Regions from separate parts of the Homo sapiens genome. Here region 1 is linked to region 2. Evidence: read pairs that join two places in POLR2A ChIA-PET (ENCODE). Cell type or tissue: Panc1. All regions are shown on one strand. Each heading gives the region's core, and the rest is flanking DNA. Links, peaks and the distances in the headings are about the cores only.

Evidence for each region. Peaks named below come from ENCODE experiments on the same cell type or tissue, not always from the same donor. Only the 100,000 strongest peaks of a DNase experiment are listed, where the experiment ranks them.
Region 1: POLR2A ChIA-PET joins it to region 2 with 12 read pairs; 3 of 35 experiments call an interaction of 5 or more read pairs at or near these places.

What each region holds. Positions count from the first base shown.
Region 1 is chr11:9,897,934-9,907,770 of GRCh38, reverse strand. The region is part of intron 16 of SBF2 (SET binding factor 2); the gene reads left to right. The region is part of intron 1 of LOC101928008 (a long non-coding RNA gene); the gene reads right to left. Among named protein-coding and RNA genes, the nearest start is that of LINC02709, 140 kb to the right of the region's middle. RefSeq lists an enhancer at 1,179-1,763. In Panc1, for the core only: no CTCF peak of the experiment used is centred there; DNase peaks (open chromatin) are centred at 1,180, 1,410 and 7,410; H3K27ac peaks cover 8,000 bases.
Region 2 is chr11:10,119,460-10,129,296 of GRCh38, reverse strand. The region is part of intron 2 of SBF2 (SET binding factor 2); the gene reads left to right. Among named protein-coding and RNA genes, the nearest start is that of SBF2, 170 kb to the left of the region's middle. In Panc1, for the core only: no CTCF peak of the experiment used is centred there; no DNase peak of the experiment used is centred there; H3K4me3 peaks cover 287 bases; H3K27ac peaks cover 5,838 bases.

The sequences.
Region 1 (9,837 bases), core at 830-8,829, 220 kb after region 2:
AACTAATTATTACCATATGCCAGGTGCAGTGTTCTAGTTTCCAGGCATATAAAGTTAAAAGTGACTTGGTCCATTCACTCAAATAACTTAAAATAAAGCTTGATATTATTTGTCAAGCCTAGCATTCACCTTCTATTGCAATGGGAGTCATTGTGCATATAAATAACAGTGGTATTCAAAACTGTGGTACATCCTTTATGGTTTTGTAGGTTTATTTAATGTTAAAATATAACTTGAAGCTGAAACTGTAATAAAAAAATCCTTTTGCCTATTTTTTGCTTAACATTGTACTTGGAAAGAAGGGAGAAATATGGGGGCATGCATATGAAAATACCAAGGAGAAAGCATGTAAATGACAAACCAAAGCATGGATGGGCTTCCTCAACCGTATTAGATATGGTAGGAGTAAGTATGATGTGGAATAGAAGGTGATAAATAAAATAGGTTGACTAAAGCAGCAGCTTGTGGCAGGGGCCCATATGGTCGGGTGGGTAGAGAGGTGGATCCGTACCGAGAAGGGCTAATAAGCCTGGCAGAAGAGTTTGGTCATTATTCTATAATGGTCAGAAAATAGCTGAATTTTTGAATAGGAGAGTAATGTGATACAGAGAGGAATTTGTGTTTTTAATTTTTGTCCTTATGTAGAAGATGCAAATGTTTTCAGTGTTTTGGGCAATTCAAAAAAACTTTTTTCTGAGCTGTGTCTAATCTAAACTCTAAAGGAAAGTCAGTTCTGTAACACATTGTTCCTTTCAATCTAGTTTTTTCTTTAATGTTTAAATATAACATTTTTTAGAGATTCCAGAGTTTTATCAAACTGGAATGTTGGCAACAACAGTTCAAAGGTATCTAGGTTAAAAGTACGAAGTAATTGAGGATAATGGGAAATTAAGATTGCAGGGCTCACTCTTCAATTGTAGCAGGAAAATTAAAGGTAAATTACAAAGCAAAGTTCAGAATAAAACATGTATCAGTATTCAAGACCTTGCAAGTTTATAAAATGTCTGGTATGTTTATTACTACAATGCTATTATTTGGCCAAAGCACAGGGGACTTCAGATTGTGTATTTATGGACTGATTCCCCAACAGATAACCACACAATTCTGGAATGCGGTTGCTGTGTCAATAGTTGTAGACTTATTGTTGTAAATTTTTTCCCTCTTTCAACCTAATTAACTTAGAATGTCTCTAACGTGATTTGCAAAGAATTTTTTATTTATATTTTGCAATCAGCATTTGAGCAGCACACAGGTTTGAGACATGCACTACAATGAGTAAACATTTTGTAAGATAATAAATAGTGCCCACTAGTCTAAATGTTTTATGATTGCCTGTTCCCTGCTAATTGGTCATGGATTGAAATTCCCCATTGTTTAATTTTTTTAATTTGTGGAAAATTATTATAAATGAGTGTGTAGGGCTTCATATCACAGCTGTTGTCATTTAAAGTTTGGACAGTGTCATTACAAATGAAGCCCTGCTGTGAAATCAAAGTCAAAAGGCATCTTGGCATCCCAACCATTTCCTTGGGAGAAGATTACAGCTCAAGTCTGTTGAACTTTATTGCCTTGGGCCTCATGACAGTCTTCAGAAACATGCAAGGCATTTCTGTTAAAGAAATTCAGATGTGCTAGGACACAGATGACATTCTTGTGCATAGCAGTGTCCTAAGGGGGTGAGGAATAAGTCAGGAAGAAAAAGATGATTCATACTTTTTGCTGCATTCTGGGATTATTATATATAATCCATAGAGAGGATGGAGACCTTGCAGAGATACCACATAGGAAAAAGGTGCGGTGTTTTCCTACATGGCCTGACTGTATTTTAAAATAAAAACCTAAACACGACTCCAAGGTAATGACTGCCTTCAAAGTAATATTTTAGTTGATTTTAATATTCTCTTTGAAGGAAGTTCTCATTGACTCATATTTCTTTTCTCCCTCTCCTTTCTCACACACATTCATTTCCAGAGGTTTGACTGAGGGAGAGCTGCTACTGAGTTTTAACAGTCACTCTTTTTATATGTAAAACTCATGTTCTTGAATTTAAAACAAAAGATTACTTGTTCTGACTTAAAAATCTATCTAACCAGTAACTGGGCTCCAACAAAGGTCCCCACAGAGACATCATAAAAGAACATCATTGTCCTCTAATTTAAGGATGTATCTTATTCAGCCATGAATTTATCTCATCCCTTTAAAATGTGTTCTTATTTGTCATCCCTATTTCCTCCTGGGATAAAGAGATTCCTGAGTTCATTAGCTACAGCATGCCTGGCACATAGTAGATACTCAATAAATATTTGTTGAGTAAATGAAAATCGTTATTCAAAGGAAAATCCTGATTACGCTCAATGTTAATTCTGGAAATCCAAGACCTAGTAAGATCATTTGTTCTACTGTTCTTTCAGCTTTGTATGACATTCAAAAAGGCATATCACTCATTCAACAACTTGCCATAAATATTGATAACTGCTTCTTAATAAAAATGCCATTAAATTGCTTATAATCTAGTGAAGAGACATACAAGTAAATAGATAATCACAATAGAGTGTGATATGCTAAGCATTTCCTAGCCTCAGTGATAATAACATTTATTGAGTACTTTCTATGTACCAGGTACAATTTTAAGTATTTTACATGCATTAATGATTTCTAACTTAATTGCATTGTGAGCTGACAACTCTGTCTATATGATTCAAAACATTTTGAAATTTACTGATAGTTTTTTGTTTTGTTTTGTTCTTGAGACAGGGTCTTGCTTTGTCACCCAGGCTGGAAGGCCACGTGATACAATCATGGCTCACTGTAGCCTCCACCTGCTCGGCTCAAGTGATTCTCCCATCTCTGCTTCCCAAGTATCTGGGAGTACAGGCACATGACACCACACCCAACTAATTTTTAATAATTTGTAGAGATGAGCTCTTACTATCACTCAGGCTGGTCTTGAACTCCTGAGCTCAAGCAATCCTCTCACCTCGGCCTCCCAAAGTTCTGTGATTATAGGTGTGAGCCACCATACCCAGCCCTGATACTTATTTTATGGACCAGTATGAGGTCAATTTTTTTAAATCCATGTGAACAGTTCTGGGTACAGTGTTAGAAAGTGCAGTGTCCATTAGAGCAAGCAAGTTTTTGTATACAGTGTTCTATACATATCTATTAGCTCTAACGTTTACAGTATTTCTTTTAATCTTCAATATGATGACTGATTTTTCTACCTGCTTGAACTATCAGTTACTGAGAGAGGTATATTAAAATATTTTAGCATGATTGTAAATTTATCTGTTTTTCCTTTTACATCTGTCAGTTTTTGCTTTGTATACTTTGAGGCTAAGTTATTAGGTTTATATACATTTAAATTGTTATAGCTTTCTGGTAGATTGAGCTATTTATTATTATGTAGTGCTTCATTTTATCCCTAGTAATGCATTTTGCCTTAAAGAGTATTTTATATTCTGATTATTAATATAGCTACCCCAACTTCTTTTGGTATTTGCCTGGTACATATTTTTTCATCCTTTAAATTTCGTGTATCCTTAAGTTTTATATATATATATGTTGTTTATAAGCAACAAATATTTAGATTCTGTTTTTAGATTCAGTGTCAATCTTTGTTTTTTTAACCAGAACATTTGGTCCATTTGTGTTATTGTATTTGTATTTGTTACAAGTAGTTAGACAGGCATGAGCGGGGCAGGAGAAAGCTGTCCCCCACCCTCTAGGAATGTCAGGTGATAGTTGGGCAGTTATCACTTTGCCTCTCTAAAAGTGATAAATTGGCAGCTGGCACCAGGGAGAGTCCATTTCCTGATTGTCCACACCTGGTACACTAAAGTGTTAATTGAATGCAGGCACCAGGGAGAAGCAACTTCCTGGGCATGAGCATTAAGAGACAAAATGGCAGAGTATGACCTCCCAGGGGCACACCACCCAAAAAGGGAAGAAAGCCACAGATGGGCGTGCATACAACTTCCTAAACACACTGCGCATGCTCACCTCCCAAGTGTAAGGAGGGCACTGCACTTATGAGTAGCCCAGCCTAAGGGAAGAATCATGGGAAAGGGGCCAGCGTATAAATAAAGTCCTAGGATCAAGGTTAAAATGGCACTTGACCTTCACGTGCCCGCTTGGGTCTCTTCCAAGCATTATTTCATTTCTTTCCCGTTCTAAAGCTTTTTAAAATAAACTTCCACTCCTGCTCTGAAACTTGCCTCGGTCTCTTTTTATGCCTTATGCCCCTCAGTCCAATTCTTTCTTCTGAGGAGGCAAGAATTGAGCTTGCTGCAGACGCATATGGATTCACCATCAGTAATACCTTGGATACCTTGACTGGTAACATATTTGGTGCTGTGAGACTCAGATATTTGCCACCACTAACACATTTATTCCTACCATCTTATTTTTTTTCTTTTTCTGATTGTTTCCCTTTTCTTTTTCTTTTTTTTTGAGACGGAATCTTGCTCTGTCGCCCAGGCTGGTGTGCAGTGGCACGATCTTGGCTCACTGCAAGCTCTGCCTCCCGGGTTCACGCCCTTCTCCTGCCTCAGCCTCCCTAGTAGCTGGGACTACAGATGCCTGCCACCACACCTGGCTAATTTTTTGTATTTTTTAGTAGAGACGGGGTTTCACTGTGTTAGCCAGGATGGTCTTGATCTCCTGACCTCGTGATCCGCCTGCCTCAGCCTCCCAAAGTGCTGGGATTACAGGCGTGAGTCACCGCGCACGGCCAATTGTTTCCCTTTTCTGAGTTTCTTTTTCCACTTCTTTTTTGTTTTCCCTTGGGTTCAGGTTTGTTGTTTTTTTTTTTTATTTTCCTATTATTCCATTTTTTCCTCCACTAGTTTGGAAGTTGCAACCCACTCTATTTCTGTTTCTTTCATGATAATACAGAAATTCTTAAAGGCTTACTTAATTTATCAAAATCTATCAAAATCTAACTCCAATCCACTCCCTTAGAAAGTCTATGCTACCATGGTTGTATAGTTTAGTTGTATCTTAACTTTCTTTGCTATCAAAAGACAGTATTGTCATTGTTTTATACAGTCAATGTGTGTTTAGATTTACCTACATATTTATCTCTTTTTTGGCTCAGTTATCTTCTTACATCTCAGACTTTCTATCTGGTGTCATAGATGGCTTTAGAGATCCCAGGATTATTGTCATTCTTGTTAATTGAAAAATCAAATCTGTAAAATATTTTAAAGAGGCTTATTCTGAGCCACTAGGAGTGACCACAGCCCGGTAGTTGGGTTGCAGTTTAATTTTATATATTCTAGGGAGACAGAAATTGTAGGTAAAATCATAAATCAATACATGGAAGGTGTACCTTGGTTCGTCCTAAAGAGGTGGGATATCTTGTGGGGTGGTGGCTTACAGGTCATAGGTGGATTCAAAGATTTTCTGATTGGCTACTGATTGAAAGAGTTAAGCTTTGTATAAATACTTGATGTCAGTAGAGTAGAAAGAAATGCTTGAGTCAAGATAAGGGAGTTGTGGAGGTCAAAGCCCTTATTATGTAGATGAAGCCTCATAGGTAGTAGCCCTCAGAGAGAATAGATGGTACATGTCTCTTTTTAGACCATAAAAGTGTCAGACTCCCAGCTAATCTCTCCCACAGCTGAGAAAGTCCTAGAAAGGGAAGGCCTGGCTGCATTAATGGAGATTCTTTACAGATGCAGATTTCTCCCACAACAGATGACTTTGCAGGGCCATTTCACAATATGTCAAAGAAAAATATTTTGATTTCCTTCAGGGTCTTCTATCTATCATGTGATGCTGTATCAGAATCAGGTTGGAAAGGAAGCTGCTTTATGCTGGGATAATTTTAAAAACCTGTTTTCATGCCTATGATCCCAGCACTTTGGGAGGCCAAATGTGGGAGGATCACTTGAGTTCAGGAGTTTGATTCCATCCTGGCCAGTAAGGTGAAACCCCATCTCTACAAAAAATACAAAAATTACCTGGGCGTGGTAGCACATGCCTGTATTCCCAGCTATTCAGGAGGCTGAGGTGGGAGGATCACCTGAGCCCAGGAGGTCGCAGCTGCAGTGAGCGCACACTGCACCACAGCACTCCAGCCTCCAGAGTGAGACCCTGTCTCAAAATATAAAAATTTAAAAAAAACCCATTTAATGAGATTTTATGGTTTATAGGGTATGACTTAACCCCTGCCTTGCATGGCCTTAGGTCGTGTTTATAATCTGGTATCTTATTGCCACAAAGAGTCTGTTTTGTCAGATCTGTAATTTTACCTAAACACCAAAAGGGAGAGGGCGTAATGGGGCGTGTCTGACCTCCCTTCCTGTTATGGCCAGGAATTCAGTTTTTCAGGTTTCGCTGGGATCCCTTTGGCCAGGGGTCTATTCATTTGGTTGTAGGGCTCAGGATTTCATTTTTGGTTTATATTCTTCTAATGGACTTCCTCCCTTTAGCAAGTGCTAGTCTTTTTGTCCTATCCCTTGAGTCTCTTGAGTTCACAACTAATACTAAAATTTGCTCACCACCAGTTCCTAAGTTAAAATTTAGCTTCAGTGCTCTGTTTATCTTTCCAAGTTTCTACTTATATTTTGGTCTGCATATTCCTTGCTTTCTTGCCAATTTATTGCATTGTATTAAAGATTTTAAAATATTTTATCTATCATTTAAAATTATTTTTAGAAAAATTGCCTTTCAGATTATGAAAACAACCATAAGTCAAGAAATAAAAATCCATAAGTAAATTTTAAAATGATCTTTTGGGCTGGGTGTCATGGCTTATGCCTGTAATCCCAGCATTTTGAGAGGTGGAGGCAGAAGGAAGCAGGAGTCCAAGACCAGCTTGGACAACATAGTGAAACCCTGCCTCTACAAAAAAAAAATTAAAAATTAGCTGGGTGCGGTGATGCGTGCCTGTAGTCCCAACTACTTGGAAGGCTGAGGCAGGAGGATCGCTTGAGCCCAGGAGTTCAGGGCTGCAGTAAACTATGATTGTGCCACTGCACAGCCTAGGCAACAGAGCAGGATCCTGTCTAAGAACATTTAAAAAAAATTTTTTTAAATGATCTTTTTGTTATAAATAAAGTTTCAGTGCCGCAAAAGAAATAGCACTCAAATATAAAATTGTCTTTTTCTCAGCAAGGCAAGTTACTTCTATAGAAGGGTGCACCCTTACAGATGGAGCAATGGTGAGCTCACACTTGGACAAGGGAAGGGAAGGGGTTCTTATCCCTGACGCACGTGGCCCCTGCTGCTGCGTCCTTCCCCTATTGGCTAGGGTTAGACCGCACAGGCTAAACTAATTCCGATTGGCTAATTTAAAGAGAGTGACAGGGTGAGTGGTTTGGTGGGAAAAATGGTTATGCAGGGTGGAGAATGAGTCAGGGCGGAGCAGGTATCACATAATTGGAATGAGTCAGGGCGGAGCTGGTAACTGGAATGAGTCAGGGTGGAGCAGTAATCGAAAAAGGTTGCTTTATGAGGAAGTTAAGTTTAAAAGTAGAAGGCAAAGAATTGAACATACTGACATATTGATTCTTTAAAATGAAATTTAGAACTCGTATCTAACATTTTGGTTGGAATTCTTTCATAGGATTTTTGATGATCTTAAATCATCATTTTCCAAAATATATTCTACAACTGCTTTCTTTTAAAATACTCAGTGAAACTGGGTTTACAAATGCTGTATACCGAATTCCCTTCATGGAGTCACAGTTTAAAATCCTGCCAAATCCTGTTTTTTTTTTTTAAAAAAAAAAAAAAAGAAGAAAAGGAAAACCTTGTTTAATTTTGTTTACCCAGCATTTCCCCAATTCCCCCCAAGTAACAGCTATCAGTACTCTACAGAGCTAGTATTAGCAGAATAGTTTAAAGAGCTCTCCCCACTCATCCTCCCCTCACCATAAAAATAGGAAGTCCTGAGTCTTCCTTGCAGAACCAAGCTGCTTTTTCCTCATATGTTATATCTGATGATATCATCAGGGATCTTGCTGTTTAATATAAATTCTAGATATTTGCTTTTTATGATGTTTTCAGGGTCTAACCATGCCTTAGAAATGGGGACCATATTGACTACCAGACGTATCTCAGAGTCCTCAGTCTACTAGTGATCTTTCTTTTTCCTCTCTCTCCTCCATTGGAGTTTCCCTTTTAGTGTACTTGGGACCCTTCTAATTCTCAAGAATCAAAGGATTGGATAAAATCTCACCGTTCATCTAGTTGAGCCCTGTTGAGATTCATTAAACAATAAATTTAGATGTAATAACTCTTCAAGTGGCTTTTTTTTTTTTTTGACAGTGTCTCTCTGTGTCACCCAGGCTGGGGTGTCACGGCATGATCATAGTTTGCTGCAGCCTCAAACTCCCAAGCTCAAGCGATCCTCCCATCTCAGCCTCCCAAGTAGCTGGGACTACATGCATGCACCATCATACCTGGCCAGTTTTTTTTTTTTTTTTAATTTTTTGTAGAAGCAGAGTCACCCTATATTGCCCAGGCTGATCTTAAACTCCTGGGCTCAAGCAGTCCTCCTGCCTTGGCTTCCCAAAGTGCTCAGATTATAAGTATGAACCACCACACCCAGCCCAAGTGACTATTTTATTGCTCTCCTTTCCAACCTTGAAGATTTATAGTCAGGGCCTTTTGTTTTATTCTACTCACCTGTTCTCTAATAATTTCAGAAATCACCAGTGACCTCTTATATTCATCAGTTTCTCATGTTTTTGTTGTTGTTTTTTTTTTAATCTTTATTTTACTAAACTTCCTCTAAAGCATGTAACACTGTTGGTCATTTCCTCTTAACATCTGTGATACCATTCTCACCAGTTCTCCTTCCCCATCTTGATTTTCCTCTCTGCCTTTATATAAATACATATCTTTCCCAAGTTTCTGTCCTTAGCCCCTTTTTCTCATTGTTCTCCTTATGTTTATTCCTTTATTTATTCACTTATTCATTTCTCCAATAAATGTTTATTCAATAGGATGAATTAGTTAAAATATTATTTTTAGCATAATATAGGAAGCTTGAGCCTATCTTTTACTTTTTTATTTTTAACTGGGTCACAGAATGTGAGCCATATGAGAATGACTTTTTACTGCTGAGATTTATCTTATAATCCTTTTTTTAAAAGACAGGTCTCACTCCGTTGCCCAGGCTGGAGTGCAATGGCACCATCTGAGTTCACTGCAACCTGTGCCTCCCAGGTTCAAGCGATTCTCCTGCCTCAGCCTCCTGAGTAGCTGGGACTACATGCACAGGCCACTGTGCCCAGCTAGTTTTTGTATTTTTTGTAAAGACAGGGTTTCACCATGTTGCCCAGGCTGGTCTTGAACTCCTGAGCTCAGGTGATCCACCCGCCTCTGCCTCCTAAAGTGCTGGGATTACAGGTGTGAACCACCGTGCCCAGCCTTATAATCCATTATTGTTTCAGTAGTCATTGCAATAGAACATGCAGTAAATTCTAAACTGTTTTTCAGAATTGACAATACATGAAATTCAATTGAAAACTCTTTTAGCTGATCCTAGTACCAAAAGCACTCAGGCTAGAAAGACTAGCTTTAGACTAGATGGCCACTTCTAGGCTAAGCTCTTGAAAGAAAGTTTCTTCCTTTTTCCTCAGGGCAGTACTACGCCCTCCCCATCCGCAGCAGTAGTTTGAAATAGGCAAAGATTATCTTTGCCTATTTCCCTTCTGACTCTTCCTCACTTCTGACTTTCCCTTCTGACTCTTCCTCCTGTTTTCTGGAGTGCTTCTCCCGGGCACTAGTGCACTTAGGCAGCTCTAAGCCTTCTGCTGCTCTCCTGGTCAGGTTAGTTCTCACCACCCTCACACTCTAAAATTAGTGCTGGAAGTTCAGACAATC
Region 2 (9,837 bases), core at 512-8,511:
CCCCGACTCTGCTAAAAATACAAAAATTAACTGGGTGTGGTGGTGCATGCCTGTAATCCCAGCTACTCAGGAGGTTGAGGCAGGAGAATCGCTTGAACTGGGGAGGTCGAGGTTGCAGTAAGCCAAGATCGTGCCACTGCACTCCAGCCTGATGGAGCGAGACTGTGTCTCAAAAAAAAAAAAAAAAAAAAAAAAAGAGAGAAAATTGCGTGCAAATAACAAAACCATTTTTCTCAATGCTTCTTATCACCAAGAAAATGGTAACAAAGGAGTAAGAAATAGTATTTCATGGGAAACATGACTCTTTTAGCCTGTAGTCTAATTGTTTGGATACTATCTACGTTGGTGCAGGTGGAAAGGAATTCCTGTTTTGATAGCTGAATAGAACTAGGTAAGAAAAGAAGCGGGAAAATAAACATGTATTTATTAGCAAATGTGGTTTGAAAGAAAACAAACTTATTTCCCCTACGTGTTTTAAACAGATGAAATGTTTGCAACTTTCTAAATTCACAACTTTTATTTTGTTGAGCATTCTTTTTTCTACAAGTTGAGTTTATAAATTAATAAAACTGCCAAAGTATACTGTTTCTCATTTTCAGTCTGAACAGCAGTATTTTCTTTAGGACCTTGAGGTTTAGTACTGTAGTTTCATCTATTGCCAGAGTCATCAGAGTTTTTAACCAGTGTGTAATGTACAACTACAGATTATTTTTCTTTATCTAGCATATGTTCTTGGGATTAGAGCATGTTGTAAAATAGGCAGGGACTGAAACAGATTGATATTCTGTGGTTACCTTTGTAAAAAATATAATCTCTGCTTTTACTGTTCAAGGAGGCAGAATCATCTTTTCTTACAGGGAAAAGAGGAAGAGGTGTTATTGTTAGTAATGTAAGCATCTGAGTTTGAATTTTACAAAATATTAGCTTTTTGATTAATTTATTCAGTAGTTATTTGAATGCCAAATTTGTGCGCAGTATACTTCTCCCAACTTCTGTGTTTAGGTGCTCTCTATATGGTAGTAGGTAAAACTGATACAATGCCTGACTTCGTGAAGGTAGTGTAGTTAGGAAGACAGCTAAAGAACTGGCAAACAAACAAGTGTGTGTTTAATCGTATTATTTTCTCAAGTTTGTCACCAGTGCGCTGTAGAGTCACCAAAATCGAGTTTCATTTATAATTCAACTTCTCAGAAATTTGCTCAACATCATTTAGGCTAAATAGTATCAGACACTTCTAATAGTAATACTGAATGCTAACCTTTATTGAGTGCTTATGTTCTTTTAACATTCATTATTTTATTTAATGCTCACATAATGTTATAAAGTATAGATACTTTTATTCTTGCCATTTTGCAAGTGAGAAAGAAGAGACTCAGATTAAGTAACTTGCCTAACCTCGTTACTTGCTTAGCCTCATAATTTGCGTAGCCTACTTAGTGGTAGAAGTGGTTTTTATATTGAGTTAGTAACAGCAGATCTTGAGCTCTTAACCACTTGTGTATTCTGTTCTGTATTATTTAGCACTGTGTTAGGCCATATAGGGATATAAAAGAAGCATGACCAAAATCCCTATCTCTTAAGGTGCTTTCGGTCTTATTCCAGTAGATAAAGACAATATATTTAACTGTTAGGTGATGTTAATAGATAAAATTCTAAAAAGTGTAGTCAAATGACATACTTTGACACAAAAGGATTTTTGGATAGAAAATAGAGATAGAGAACCATCAAGTAGAATTATTGGGAAAGACTCCATGGAGAACTGACCCTTAGAAGATGGTTAAGATAAAGATATAGATGGGGAGGTGGACTGTGGAGGCAATGGAGGGATGTTGATGAGATAACAACAATAGAAAAGGATGCATTGGAGGAATTAGCATGACTCTTTTAGAATATTGTGAGGTTAAGACCAGCCTAAAAGAGGAAACAGTTTTGCCCATTCATTCTTTAAACTTTCTTTTGAGAGAGCCAGACACTTTGTCAGTAAATAGTAAAGCATAATATGTGAAAAACATTTCAAACTAATTATGTAGAATCTTTAATTCCAGGTAGTAAGGAATCTGTATTTATTTAATTTTTTAAATTATGATAAAATATGCATACACATAAAATGTACCATTTTAAGTGTTGTAAGTGTACCATTCAGAGGCATTAAGTACATTCACATTGTTGTGCAACTGTTGTTGCTATTCATCTCCAGAACTTTTCCATCATCCGAAACTGAAACACTGTATTCATTTTTTAAAAAACTCTCAATTTCCCTTTGCCCCTACCTCCTGGTAATCTCTGTTCCCTTGTATGTCTCTATGATTTGCCTATTTTAGGTACCCTTTATAAGTAGAATCATGCAATTATTTGATCTCTTGTGTCTTACTTATTTCACTTAGTGTAATGACTTCAAGGGTCATCCATGGTATAGCAAGTATCAGAATTTCTTTCCTTTTTAAACATGAATAATATCCTGATGTATGATTATAGTACATTTTGTTTAACCTATTCATCCATTGATGGACAGTTGGATTACTTTCACTTTTTGGCTATTGTGACTAGTACTGCCATAAGCATGGATAGACAAATATCTGTTTGAATTTCTGGTGTCAGTTCTTTTGGATATATACCCAGAAGTAAAATTGTTGGATTGTATGAAATTTTGTGTTTAATTTTTCAGTATTTATTTACTAAATATAATATTTTATTCCCACCTGTTTAATGTTGCTTGCTTACATCTATTCTTTTTCATTCCTGCATGTATTATATATTATAGCTAGACCAGATTACAGATCACATGCTCCATATTTTCCAGCCTTCTATTGCTGTAGTCATCTGGCTTGTTCCCTTTGCCTTCCTCTTTCCTTCTTGATCTGTCAACACATTGACCATTTATCAAGATCTAAATACCATTCCTTTGATACATAATAGAGTTCAACGGTGACAGTAAATTAGAAAACCAAAATATAATTGATAATGAAACTCCAAAAATGAACAAATTAGGTATACCCTAAAGAAGCCTAAGAAAAAAGAGAAAGAAAACAATAATATACAGTATTAGGGTTGAGAAAAGCAGTATAACCACAGATTTAGATAGTACCAAAAATGATAAAACATTTTGTGCAGTTTTAAACATACACAGTTATTAAATCTAGATGAGACAATTACATTTTAAAATAAAATATAAAGTATCAGAATGAAACTTGAGAGAGAAAACCTGAACAAACTGATAACGATGGATGAAGTGAAAAGGACTGTTAAAAACTAAGTAACCAAGATTCACATCACCAGTAATAAGTCATGTGGATAGAATGTACCTCCCAATATGATGCAATGAGAAGATCACTTCACCTTTGTGGTATCCTTCCCCTAAATCCGTAACACAGTCTAGGCATGAGAACACAGAAAATAAACCCAAATTTTGGAACATTCTACAAAATTTCTGACTCATACTTTTTAAAATTGCCAAGTTTATGGGAAAAAAAGAAAAGACTGAGAAATTATCACAGAGCAGAGGAGGACAATTAAAGAGTCATGATGCTAAATGCAGTATAGTGTCCTGGAACAGAAAAGGACATTAGTGGAAACACTGGGGAAATCTGGATAGAGTCTGTAGCTTAGTTGATAGTATTATACTAATGCTAACTTCTTAGTTCAAACAACTGTACCCTGTCTCTAAGATGTTAACATAGGAGGATGCTGAGTGAAGGGTATATAAGGACTGTATTCTATATTTACAATTTTCTTTAAATCTAGAGTTGTTAAAGATATGACAGACAGACACACATATAAAAGGCAGGAGGCTATGTAGTTTTATAGACTTACTGCCCTTTCTAGTGTCGTTCATTAACAAGTAACTGAAAATTCTTAAATTACTATTAAAACTATTTCCAAATATTAAAAATATAGAAAGCATCTCACTGTATTATATGAAGGTGGCATTACTTCAGTACAAAAAAAACTTAATGAAGATAGCAAAAAAGGGAAAATATGGTTGCAAAAATCCTAAGCAAAGTATTAGAAAATCGAATCTCGTAGTCTGTTGAGAGAGTAATATGCTATGTAGTTTTCATTTGAGATGTACAGTATGTTTCATTATAATGAAATATATCAATATAATTCATTACATATTGAAAGAGTAAAACTGCATAATCATACTATTCATGGTAAAATTCTAAGTAGAATTTTTTTTTTTTTTTTTTTGAGACACAGTCTCTCTCTTGTCACCCAGGCTGGAGTGCAGTAGCGAGATCTCGGCTCACTGCAACCTCCGCCTCCCGGGTTCAAGCAATTCTCCTCCTGCCTCAGCCTCCTGAGTAGCTGGGATTACAGGCACCTGCCACCACGCCCGGCTAATTTTTGTACTTTTAGTAGAGACGGGGTTTTGCCATGTTGGTCAGGCTGGTCTCCAACTCCTGACCTCAGGTGATCCGCCTGCCTCGGCCTCCCAAAGTGCTGAGATTACAGGCGTGAACCACCACGCCCAGCCAGAAAATTTTTTTAATCTGTGGAAAATAGATGAGTATATATATTTTTTTGTTTTTATTTTTTCACAGTGCAGAGATGGAGATGACCTTCCTCAGTTAATGAGAAAGCCCAGGTGCTTTAAAGGAATAACATTGTGATAGCTCTATCTACAAATAAATTAAATGTCAGGAAATTTTCACACATTAGAAAAATGACTCTCATGAAAATACAGAATGAACATGTGTCAAAAACTCATTCAACATTTTAATTAAAGTAGGAACCAGTAAGATAATAAAACTTGATATTAGAGCATTTGAATAATAGGGACTTATATAGTTCACCTTTCCAGGAAAATTGAAAAATGATGCCTTCAGAATAATATTGATTAGATACAAATTTGGTTAATTTTCTAAAAAGTTATAAAACGGTAACCTTTGGGTTTCTGCTTTCTCTAGGACGGAAATGTACAAGTTACATGGAACTTCACAGTGTCTAGACTCTAATCAGATAGAGTAAGTAGGCAGGTTAACAGTTTTCTAGTATGCCATTGGAAGGATAAATTTTCTTAATGTTAGTGTACTGTGGTAGATACTGTCAACCAAGTTAAAAGATACAAAGGTTGATTACCTTGATCAAAAACACCTTAGAACTTAATAGTAAAACTAAACAACAACCAAAAAAATACAAACTGTCAGTTCACTGAAGAAACACATATTGCCAGAAACCATGAGAAGCTGCCTGCAATCTCAGTCATAATTTTTTAAAGGCAATCTAAAATAAAAGTGAATGAAGATTTTGGCTATCAGGTTGGCCAAACCATAAAATGTTTCTATAACTAACTATTAGTGTTAGGCTGTTCATATTCACACTTTAATAGTGAGATTCTAATTTGTTATAAGCATATTCATTGGTGTTTCTTGGAATAGCAAAATACTGAAAACCGTCTCAGTAGTCTTGTTGTTAGGTAAATACACCATGTTTGAGAAGTGTAGAAAAGAATGACATTGTTAAGTGAGAAAAGCAAGATGTGGACAAATGTACATTTTTATTTTAAAAAGCTATTATTACATGTGTATGTTTATACCTAGGTCTGAATAATGCAGACAATAAAGCTTATTTATGTTAGTGGAAGTAAGGAAAATATTTTTCTTTTTTTTTTTGTAAGGAAGACTTTATAGTCAAGACTAGGGGAGAGAGATTAAACTCGACTCTGAATACAACAGGAACTAGTGGAGATCTATAACCATTAGGCACTGTTAGGAAGTAGATTTCTCTCTCTTTTTTCAAGTAGGGATAAGTGATTTTAATTTTTGTATTTTTAAAAAGAATTTTAAAAATATGAATACAAAAACTTAAATATCACATTCTCTTGGTAGATTTTTTATTGTCGGGATTTATAAAACTACCCAGATAACAGGGAAATCCTTCAGTTTTTCCTAGTAATGTTAAAGACAGATAAAGTAGAACAAGTGATTAGAGTATACAGTACCTCAAAGTGTCTGTCATAAATAAACTACTTAGAGGAATGAATATTTTGTACTCAAATAAATTGCAAGTATTTGTGAGCTGAACCCTATGTTTCCCTTCTTATTCCTGTTTCTGTTTGTCGAACTCTTCCTCCCTGACTTTCTCTTTCAAAGATGAGCATACATGGATTCATTTCGGTTTTGTAGTGTTTTGTGACACTCTAACCCTGATGTTTCCTTCAGTAGGGAAAATCAGAAGGGTTTTCTATAGTTGAGCCAGGTGATTGGAGTGGTGAAACCAAGCAGGGAGAGGTAAAGCCAAAGTAAGAGCTGCCTGTGTGGTGACTCATGAAATGGTTGAGGTTTGAATAGCTTTTGGCAGAAAGCAGAAGAAAAACGGAGACAAGGTATGGGTGTGTATGTGTGTGTGTAACTACATGCTGTACAAGCTATGCATATTTCTGAGAGCACATACTAATATAATTTAACCTTTGATGACTAAGGCTATTCTATAGAGTTTCAATTCTTGTAATCTACTCTAGTAAATGATGCATACAAGTAATGTGTAAGTGTGCAGGTATGAAGGGCTGACCTAGCCTACTGTGCGTGCTGAGACTCCCGTGTCTCCATCTTCACCCCCAGTGTAAATGCATTTGTTATAAATTGGAAAATGACTAGTTGAATTTGCTAGAATTATGTGTAAACTAATAGTATCTAATAACTGAGTGAGTGTCAAATGATTCTCCTATGAGGAAAATCAAGTGCCTTTTAATAAAGATTTGTGATATCTAATTTTAGTTTTTTATAGTTTGCTTGTTTGGCCTACTTTTAGGACCTTGGCTGTGTGCCACATAATTGAGGGTGTTGAACAAGTGAGATGTTGGAAAAGTCTCATAATTCAAATATTAAGCAAGTTTTTAGGGCCTGTTCTGAGTTCTAGCTGTGCACTCTAAAATACATAAATATATATTAGTCCCCACTTAGCTGAGGAGTATATGTTCGAAGACTCCCACCCTGAAACTGTGGACAGTACCCACTTGATTGCCATCAGTTGGAATACATTTTTATTCCTGTCTTCCACCCACAAATTTAATGCCTTTTTCATCTTAACTAAACACTTACTATATACACTGTAGCTGTAACTTTGGCAGTTTGAGGTGTGACAGCAACATTAGCATGAATTTCTTTTTCCTTCTTCACAATGTCATGGGTAGAAGATTTATTCCTACCATAGATCATAGCAGCCTAAGCATATGATTTTTTTCTTTCCTTATTCACTTGAGAATTTTCACTTTTACACTTAAAGGAAGCACTTTATGGCTTCTCTTTGGCATATCTGAATTGCCAGCATCACTACTCTTGTACTTTGGGGACATTACTAAGTAAAATAAGGGTTACTTGAACACAAACCCTGTAATACTTCAGCAGTCATCATAACCAGGATGGTACTAAGTGAGTAACAGGTGGGCAGATAGCATACACATTGTGGATTCACTGGACAAAGGAGTGATTTCTGTCCGAGGCTGGATGGAGTGGTGACAGATTTCATCACACTATGCAGAATGGTATGAAATTTAAAACTTATGAATTATTTATTTCTAGAATTTTCTGTTTAATATTTTCAGATCTGAAGGCACAGAAAATGAAACTGTGGGTAAAAGAGGACAACTGTAATTTATTCTACAGGTTCCCAAGTAAATGCTTGGCTTGTACAAAAGCATATTTTTATATCAATGTTGGTTGTTTTTGTTTCTAAAAATTGTCAGTCTTAGGTGAAATAGGGGATCAGCTGCTAGTCATATGTAAAATTGGTTTCGAGAATACTAGCCCTGCATACCTCTGCCTTGTAGCTAAGTCTTAAGGCTTTATCCCATCCTCCTTACCATGTGGTGGTGGGAGGGGGATATATCTTTCCTTTAACAGTGTTAAGACTTCATACATAAATGTCCCTGGGAGAAATAAAAAATGTTCCTCAAGTCATATTAAATCCTTTCTTAAGAGCAGAATTGGATTGAAAGAATATAGAAAAAGGAGAGATTGGAGAGATTTCAAAGACAGAAGCAGGCTGTCTTAGATGGAAGAAGCAAACCAGTCTTACTTGAAAGTTTTGTCTCTCATCTAATTGTATTTCAACCATTACCTATCTATGCATTATCTTCTGAGTGCTGATCCCGTATTTCTGACTGGATGTTATTATGTGGATGTTTCTTAACATCACTAATCATTAGAGAAATGCAAATTAAAACCACAATGAGATGTCACACCGCACCCATTAGGTTGGATACTATTAAACAAACAAACAAACAAAAAACAGGCGGGGCGTGATGGCTCAAGCCTGTAATCCCAGCACTTTGGGAGGCCGAGGCAGGTAGATAACTTGAGGACAGGAGTTCGAGACCAGCCTTGCCAACGTGGTGGAACCTCGTCTCTACCAAAAATATAAAAAATTAGCCGGGCATGGCTGGGCACGGTAGCTCACGCCTGCTAGCTCCCAGCACTTTGGGAGGCCGAGGCAGGTGGATCACAAGGTCAGGAGTTCGAGACCAGCCTAATCAACATGGTGAAACCCCATCTCTACTAAAAATACAAAAATTAGCTGGGCGTGGTGGCACACGCCTGTAATCCCAGCTACTCAGGAGGCTGAAGCAGGAGAATCGCTTGAACCCGGAGGCGGAGGTTGCAGTGAGCTGAGATCACGCCACTGCACTCCAGCCTGGGTGACAGAGCGAGACTCTGTCTCAAAAAAAACAGAAGAAAAAACAAACAGAAAACAACAAGTGTTACTGAGGATGTGGATTAAATTAGACCCTTTTGCCCTATTAGCAGGAATGTAACATGGTACAGCCATTGTGGGAAACAGTATGAAGGGTCCTTAAAAAATTAAAACTAAAAATTAAAAAAATTATATTTACTGAATGATTCAACAATTCCACTTTTGGGTGTACTTCCAGAAGAACTTCAAGGAGAATTGCAAAGATATTTGCACACCCATATTCATTGCAGCATTATTTACTGCAGCCAAGAAGTAGAAGCAACCCAGATGTCTGTCAGTAGAATAAAGAAAATGTGGTATATACATTCAATAGAATATTATCCAGCCTTAAAAAAGAAGAAAATCCTATTACATGCTATAACATGGATAAACCATGAGAACATTATGCTGTGTGAAACAAGCCAGTCATGAGAAGACACATACTTAATAATTTCATTTATAACAGGTCTCTAAAGTAGTCAAACTCATAGAATCAGGAAGTAGAATGGGATTGCCAGGGGCTAGGGGAAGGGAAAATGGGGAGTTGTTCAGTGGGTATAGAGTTTCAGTTTTGCAGGATGAAAAAGTTCTAGAGATCTGTTGCACAACAGTGTACACATAGTTAACACTACTGAACTATACATTTACCAATGGATGAGATGATAAATTTTATGTTTTTACCATAATTAGAAAATTTAAAATATTGATTCTAAGGCCCGACTGCCAAGATATTCTGATTTATACAATTTGAGATGGAGTCTTGATATTGCAAAATTTAAAAAGCCTCCCAGGTTGATTCCACAGCACAGAGTTGAGAAACACTGAAATAAACATAAAAACATAAGTAATTGTAACCACAAGATATTAGGTAGGTGGTTTTTTTATGACCCTATAAATAATTTTATCCCAGGAGATTAAACATTCTTTGGTTCACATACTGTCGGACTCCAATTTACTAAGCAATTATTTATTAATTTAGCCATCAGAGTTTAAAACAGAGAATCACTTTAATAAATGAAGAAATAATGTGAAAACAGACATGTCAGGTTCTCTTATCAATGACTTTGACCAGTGTATACAAGATAACAGCATATCACTTGGTTAAGAACTTTTGAATCTATTTTTGACCTTGCAGTGGCCTAAGAACAGTTAAATGAACATTTATTT